Regions from separate parts of the Homo sapiens genome. Here regions 1 and 3 are each linked to region 2. A link is an interaction called in ENCODE POLR2A ChIA-PET data of the cell type or tissue named here. Cell type or tissue: GM12878. All regions are shown on one strand.

The links. ChIA-PET counts read pairs that join two places held together with the same protein. Peaks named below come from ENCODE experiments on the same cell type or tissue, not always from the same donor. Only the 100,000 strongest peaks of a DNase experiment are listed, where the experiment ranks them.
Region 1: POLR2A ChIA-PET joins it to region 2 with 5 read pairs; 4 of 35 experiments call an interaction of 5 or more read pairs at or near these places.
Region 3: POLR2A ChIA-PET joins it to region 2 with 5 read pairs; 2 of 35 experiments call an interaction of 5 or more read pairs at or near these places.

Annotation. Positions count from the first base shown.
Region 1 is chr16:10,911,387-10,913,886 of GRCh38, forward strand. The region is part of intron 13 of CIITA (class II major histocompatibility complex transactivator); the gene reads left to right. Among named protein-coding and RNA genes, the nearest start is that of DEXI, 30 kb to the right of the region's middle. RefSeq lists an enhancer at 1,022-1,071. In GM12878, no CTCF peak of the experiment used is centred here; a DNase peak (open chromatin) is centred at 1,465; H3K4me3 peaks cover 348 bases; H3K27ac peaks cover 1,838 bases.
Region 2 is chr16:10,783,952-10,786,451 of GRCh38, forward strand. The region is part of intron 2 of TVP23A (trans-golgi network vesicle protein 23 homolog A); the gene reads right to left. Among named protein-coding and RNA genes, the nearest start is that of TVP23A, 34 kb to the right of the region's middle. In GM12878, no CTCF peak of the experiment used is centred here; no DNase peak of the experiment used is centred here.
Region 3 is chr16:10,948,251-10,950,750 of GRCh38, forward strand. The region is part of intron 1 of CLEC16A (C-type lectin domain containing 16A); the gene reads left to right. Among named protein-coding and RNA genes, the nearest start is that of CLEC16A, 4.9 kb to the left of the region's middle. RefSeq lists an enhancer at 1,314-1,463. In GM12878, CTCF peaks have their summits at 1,233 and 1,574; a DNase peak (open chromatin) is centred at 1,291; H3K4me3 peaks cover 1,659 bases; H3K27ac peaks cover 1,759 bases.

The sequences.
Region 1 (2,500 bases), 130 kb after region 2:
TCTCTCTCCCTTCCTTCCTCCCTCCCTATCTCTCTCTTTCTTTCTTTCTTTCCTTCTTTTCTTTCTTTCCTTTCTCTCCTTTCTCTTTCTTTCTTTCCATTCTCTTTCTTTCTCTTTCCTTCCCTCCCTTCCTTCTCTTCCTTCCTTCTTTTTCCTTTCCTTTTCTTTCCTTTTCTTTTCTTTCTTGAGGCAGAGTCTTACTCTGTCCCTCAGGCTGGAGTTCAGTGGCACAATCACAGCTCACCACAGCCTCAACCTCCCTAGGCTCAAGTGATCCTCCCACCTCAGCCTCCCTAGTAGCTGGGACTACAGGCATGCCCCACCTGACTAATTTTTGTATTTTTTGTAGAGACAGGATTTCACCATGTTGCCCAGTCTGGTCTCGAGCTCCTGGGCTCAAGCAATCCTCCCACCTCAGCCTCCCAAAGTGCTAGGATTACAGGTGCGAGCTCCCGCACCTGGCCAGAACAGGCTTTTAAATTTGCAGCTCACCTTCCATCTCAATTATCTCAGGCCACCCTCCTCTACAGGCATTGTCATCATCTCCCCATTGTACAAATGGCAATGCTGAGAACAAGAGACTTTAAATTGTTTATCCAAAGTCATAAAGGTCAGGTCAGCCTGGCCCTAAGCTCCTTCCACAGAAAAAGCTAAATGAATGTTTGTTCCTTGGTAGGGGTCTAGATCATCTAATGATTAGGAAGGAGTTGTTATGCCTGTGGTATATTCGGTGCTGTTTTTTTTTGGAGATGGGGTCTTGCTCTGTCACCCAGGCTAGAATGCAGTGGTATGATCTTGGCTCACTGCAATCTCCACCTCTCGGTTCAAGCAATTTTCCTGCCTCAGCCTCCCGAGTAGCTGGGATTACAGGTGTACACCACTACACCTGGCTAATTTTTGTATTTTTAGTAGAGACGGGCTTTAACCATGTTGGCCAGGCTGGTCTTGAACTCCTGGCCTCAGATGTTCCTCCCACCTCAGCCTCCCAAAGTGCTGGGATTACAGGTGTAAGCCACCATGCCCAGCTTATAATTCAGTGCATTTTATATATAATCTCATTAATCTCAAGAGCTACTGTGGAAGACAGACAGTCATCATCTTCCCCATTTTACAGATGAGGAGACGGAGGCCTGGTGAGGTTAAGTGACTTGCCCGTGGTCCCCCAGCTGGTCACCCACAAGCTATCAGCTCTCCCTGATCACTGCTCCCCTGTGCCCCAGAAAAAAGCCAGTGTCTCTTGTTTTGAACAGAGACAAGGTGCTAAATTTGTCCAGAGGTAAAAATGATGCTGAAAAGGGGAAATGTCTGAAAACAATAACTGAGGGCCCTTTCTGGCCTTAAATTATTTTCAGCTGAAAAAGCCCCTAGTTCAAGATCGGAACTGCGCTCTGGGGAACAGCGGCCATGGGGTGGAACAGCCTAGAGCCGGGTGATCAGCCACCTGGAGACCGGAAGCCCCCGAGGAGGTTCTGAGGAAGGAAGGAAGGAAGGAAAAGACTATTTCTGGCATTTTCTCAGGCTTCTACTGTGCCCAGGCACCCTGTAGACCTCATCTGTCTGTCAAATCAGGGTTCTTAGCCACTCACAACCCTACAGGGACTTCGTTTGTACACAGAGTCCTTCCCCAGTTCAGTCCCCACTCACCTGTTCACCCTTATCTCCTACACTCGCTGGGTGCTCTCTCCATTCCAGCCACAGGGCCTCCTTGCTGGCTTTCAACCTCCTAGGCATGCTTCTGCCTCCAGGCCTTTGCACCGGCTGTGCCCTCTGCCTGGAATACTTCTCCCCAGATATCTGCATGGCTCATGCCTTCACCTCCTCTGGTCTTTACTCAGTGAGGCCTTTTCTTTTCTTTCTTTCCCTGTTTCTTTCTTTCTTTCTTTCCCTCCTTTCTTTCTTTCTTTCCCTTTCTTTCTTTCTTTTTCCTTTTTTCTTTTTCTTTTTTTGAGGTGGAGTCTCGCTCTGTCACCCAGGCTGGAGTGCAGTGGCACAATCTCGACTCACTGCAACCTCCTCCTCCCAAGTCCAAGTGATTCTCTTGCCTCAGCCTCCCGAGTAGCTGGGACTACAGGCACATGTCACCACATCTGGCTAATTTTTTGTATTTTTAGTAGAGACGGGGTTTCACCGTGTTAGCCAGGATGGTCTCAATCTTCTGACCTCGTGATCCCCCCACCTCGGCCTCCCAAAGTGCTGGGATTACAGGCGTGAGCCACCACACCCGGCCTCAGTGAGGTCTTTTCTGACCCTCACAGTTAAAAATAAAACTCTGGCCAGGCGCAGTGGCTTATGCCTGTAATCCCAGCACTTTGGGAGGCCGAGGCAGGTGGATCACAAGGCCAGGAGTTTGAGACCAGCCTGGCCAACATAGTGAAACCCCATCTCTACTAAATATACAAAACAAATTAGCTGGGCATGGTGGCAGGTGCCTGTAGTCACAGCTACTTGGGAGGCTGAGGCAGGAGAATCATTTGAAACCGGGAGGCGGAGGTTGCGGTGA
Region 2 (2,500 bases):
GTGGAGCAGAGGGGACTTTTAGAGCTGGGAAACTACTCTGTATGATGTTGTGATGGAGGACTTTTGACATTACACATTTGCCAAAACTCATAGAATGGGCTAGGCGTGGTGGCTCATGCCTGCCTACAATCCCAGCACTTTGGGAGGCCTAGGGGGCAGATAGCTTGAGCCCAGGAGTTCAAGACCAGCCTGGCCAACATGGTGAAACCCTGTCTCTACTAAAAATACAAACATTAGCCAGGTGGTGCACACCTGTAATCCCAGCTACTAGGGAGGATGAGGAAGGAGAATTGCCTGAACCCAGGAGGCGGAGGTTGCAGTGAGCCGAGATCTCACCACTGCACTCCCACCTAGGCGACAGAGCAAGACTCTGTCTCAAAAAAAAGAAAAAATATCAACCTGGGCAACATGGTAAAACCCAATCTCTACCAAAAAAAGAAAAAAAAAAAAAGAAAGAAAATTAGCCAGGCATGGTGGCACACGCCTACAGTCTCAGCTACTTGGAGTGCTAAGGTGGGAGGATGGCTTGAGCCTGGAAGGCAGAGGTTGCAGTGATCCGAGATCACACCAATGCATTCCAGCCTGGGCAACAGAGCAAGACCTTGTCTCAAAAAAAATAAATAAATAAAGAAGAAAGAAAGAAAAAAAAACCTCATAAAATGTACAACATCAAGAGTAAACCCTGATATAAACTATGGATTTTAGTTAATAATAATGTATTGGTTCATCAAGTGTAACACATATACCACACTAATGCAAGATGTTTAAAATGGAGAAATTGGGGGAGAAGGGGAGTATATAAAAATTATATGAACTTTCTCCTCAAACTTTGCTACAAAACTGAAACTGCTCTAAAAACAGAGCCAGGTCCAGGTGTGGTGGCTCACACCTATAATCCCAGCACTTTGGGAGGCCGAGACAAGTGGATCACCTGAGGTCAGGAATTCAAGACCAGCCTGACCAACATGGTGAAACCCCATCTCTAAAATACAAAAAGTAGCTGAATGTGGTGGCGGGCGCCTGTAATCCCAGCTACCTGGGAAACTGAGGCAGGAGAATCCCTTGAATCCGGGAGGCGGTGGTTGCAGTGTGCTGAGATCACAACACTACACTCCAGCCTGGGTGACAAAGCGAGACTCCGTCTCAAAAAAAAAAAAAAAAAATAGAGCCAGGCCGGGCATGGTGGCTCACGCCTATAATCCCAGCACTTTGGGAGGCCAAGGCGGGTGGATCACCTGAGGTCAGGAGCTCACGACCAGCCTGGCCAACATGGTGAAACCTGCCTCTATTAAAAATACAAAAATTAGCCAGGTTTGGTGGCGGAAGCCTGTAATCCCAGCTACTCAGGAGGCTGAGGCACGAGAATCGCTTGAACTGGGGAGGTGGAGGTTGCAGTGAGCAGAGATCGCACCACTGCACTCCAGCCTGGGTGACAGAGCAAGACTCCATCTCAAAAAAAAAAAGAGCCAGAATTTATAAAAGTGGGTGGACATAGGTATGAAGCTCTGTCTAAGAGTACACAGAGAAACTGGGAGGAGGCACAAACATCACTGTCCCACAACTTCTAAAGCAGGTCTGATTTGGGGGTGTAAACCCTGAATATCTGAGACAGGTCTCAGTTATTTTAGAAAGTTATTTTCCCAAGGTTGAGAACACACTCAGGAGATCCTGACAACATGTGTCCAAGGTGATCAGAGCACAGCTTGGTTTTGTACATTTCAGGGAGACAGGAGACAACAATCAACTTATGTAAGATGAACATTGGTTGGGTCTGGAAAGGCGGAACACCTTTCCAGGCATCTGCTTCTCAGATCTATGTGATTGTACTCAATAAATAGTGTGGAGACCAGAACTCTGAGCCCTTTGCAGCCTCTGATTTGCTCTGGCCCCCTGGCTCCCACCTTTATGAACTCTTAACCTGTCTCTTCTCATTCCTTTGTCACCACCGGACTTTGGGTACCCTACAGGTGGTGTTGAGGCTGGTCCCCAACAGAGACCAGCCTGACCAACATGATGAAACCCCGTCTCTACTAAAAATACAAACAATTAGCTGGGAGGGGTCTTCCAGGTCATAGGTAGATTAGAGACAAATGGTTGTGTTCTTTTAAGTTTCTGATGAGTGTCTCCAAAGGAGGCAATCAGATATGCATTTATCTCAGTGAGCAGGGGAGTGACTTTGAATAGAATGGGAGGCAGGTTGGCCTTAAGCATTTCCCAGTTTGACTTTTCCCTTTAGCTTAGTGATATGGGGGCCCCAAGATTTATTTTTCATCCACAGGGGAAGGTGAGTTCATCCTAAATTCGGCAGTGATCTAACAATGTCTTTAAAAGTTGTCCTGTGGCCAGGTGCAGTGGCTTAGGCCTGTAATCTCAGCACTTTGGGAGGCTGAGTCAGGAGGATCACTTGAGGCCAGGAGTTTGAGGCTGCACTGAGCTATGATCACACCACTGCACTCCAGCCTGGGGACAGAGGGAGAACTTGTCAAAAAAAAAAATACCC
Region 3 (2,500 bases), 160 kb after region 2:
GAGAGCTGGAAACTGTTTTTAGCTTCATTATTCTTTGTAACACTCCCAGCTTGCAAACTGGAAAGGAATTTTCCTGTTAGGGTTTTACTTTTGCTAAATGGTAGAAAACTTCATACCTGTGGTCTCTGTCTGCTGAACTGAGTTAGTGATTTAGCTCAGGCAGATTGAAGTAGTCAAGAGGTTATTTGCTACACACCATGGGTGGTTTATTGTCCAGATTAGTGGCAAGGCTGTGACATTGACTGACAAATGTCCACCACCAAGCGGAAGCCTGAGTGATGGAATCGTTTGATTGCTACTGAAACATCATCTTTACCAGGGACTGCAAGTCTGCGGCTGGTAGAAATTGGTCGTTTTTGTATTGTGGCCTTCATTCTGGTCCACTTTGTGTGGGGGTCAAGATTTTTGGTTCCAGTGACAGAAACCCAGCTAGAATTGCCTTAAGCCTCAAATGGATTGAATAGCTCATGTCACTGAATGGTCTGTCCCCGCTAAACCATGGCTGAATCCAGGTGTTTGGAGCCGTCAGAAATCGGCCTTTTTCCACCTTTCAGCTCTACCTTTTTCCTGTTGGTGTCATTTTCAGGCAGGCTGCAGGCTTACATCATATCAGCTTAGCATTCCTGAGGAAAAAGAGAGCTTCTTTTCTCAATATTGCCAGCAGAAGTCCAGAATTGAGATTGAGTATCCCTGGACCAGCAAGGTCTCATGCCACCCCTGAACTGTCACTCTGGCCAAAGGTATAGGGGGATCTGATTGGCCATTCCTCACTCATATTCCCTTCCCTGGAGCAAGAGTGGGATTAGCTCCACTCAAGCTAGTGGAAAAGAATGAGAGAAAAGAGTGGTTCCCCATGGGAGAATCAGGGGTTATTGCCCAAAGAAGGCGGAGAATGGATCCATGGCAGGTAGACAGACGCACACCTACTCTTGGTGCTTTCAAGTTTTGGCTAAGGTGGCACTGACAGTGTTAGAGCTTGGGGTACAATATTGCCATGTTGATTTTCTTAAAATATCGTCTTCACCATGCCACATATTATGGGTCCTAGGCTCCCACTATGTCACGTCTAAGTTCTTCCAGGCCTTCCCACCATCTAGTTTGGGAGCACAGGGAGTTAGGAACATCCTTGTTAGGCAGACGCTGTTTAAATGGAGACCAACGGGGTGAGTCGTTGTTACCAGGCAGCGGGGTGTCAGGTGGAAGGAAGGATGTTTCAGGCAGAGGAAAAGGCATTTGAGAAAGCCTAGTGGGGCAAGGGGAGCAGTGCACATTGGCAGAACTCACGTGGTTCAGCAGGGGAGTGTTCACTGGGTGAAGAGGAAGTGAGGACCCAAGCTCAGAGCCATGCTTGGCAGTCTCCAGAGGCCAGGTCCCCTGGGGCCCTGTAAATCACTTTAAGGAATTCAGACTATGAGTGAGAACAGTAGGGAGCCACTGAAGGTTTTTTAACTACAGAAAGGCTGTGGTCTGGCTGAAGCTGGCAGAATGGATTGGATGAGGGGCAGACTGGAGGTGGGCCTCCACATGTGTTGGTGGGGCGGGGAGCAGGGGCTCTGCTGCCGTCCCCTGGTGAGTTACGGTAGCAGCTGCTGTCATCCAGGTGTATCTCCTGTTGGTGGTCCACTCACACACATACCTCGCCTGCCCACTTGAGGTCCCCTGCTCTTTTCCTCCTGCCCATCCAAATCCCTAGCTCTATCCCGAAAATGCCAGTTCTTCCCTAAAAATTGCCCTGGTGACTTCAGCCAACAAGAGTTTTGCTGTCTTCTCTAACTTCTTCTGTGCCTGTTCACACTGTCCCACACAGTTAACACATTATTATATACTTCTCATCGCCAAAGAGTGGGTCGGCTGTTAGCTCCTGTGCGTTCTTAAAGTTTCATCTCGGCCTTGAGTTAGACCCTCAGGAAGCTGGCCGGGGTTCCTGTCCTTTGGCTATCAGACATTGTCTTCCTTTGTTACATATCTTTTTTGTTGTTTTCTCCCAATTTGAACATAAGAATCATGAAAGCCTGTATGGCTTGTTCAGCTGGGTACTGGTATGCCAGCACAGGACGTGGCAGATAGTAAGCAATCAACAAATATTTGTCACAGGATGAACGAGAGGCAGACCTCTGTTTTCAGAAAAGGCCAGTCTTTTCCCAACAACTGCTTGTTCTCCCCAGTTTAGTCACAGCACCTGTGCCACAGCCATGACTTTCTCTAGGGCTAAAGCCCTAAAGAAAGCTAGGGTATAGCCCTGCCTATACCCTACACATCCCCGGCCCAGCCTCACTTGCCGGCCCTGTTTGACATCTTTGGGGGATGATTCACCAGGGGAAGCACAGCCTGTGAACACCTTCTCTAATCCTCTAGCCTGATTCCACCCTCCGTGAAGCTTCTCCTTGTCCTGCTGGCCAGAAGGCTGAACACTGACCAGATGGTGGTTTTCAGGGCACAGAGTGGGACACACTGGGGAACGTCTGCAGGGCCTCTGCCCGAGTGCTGAACAGGCCAGACA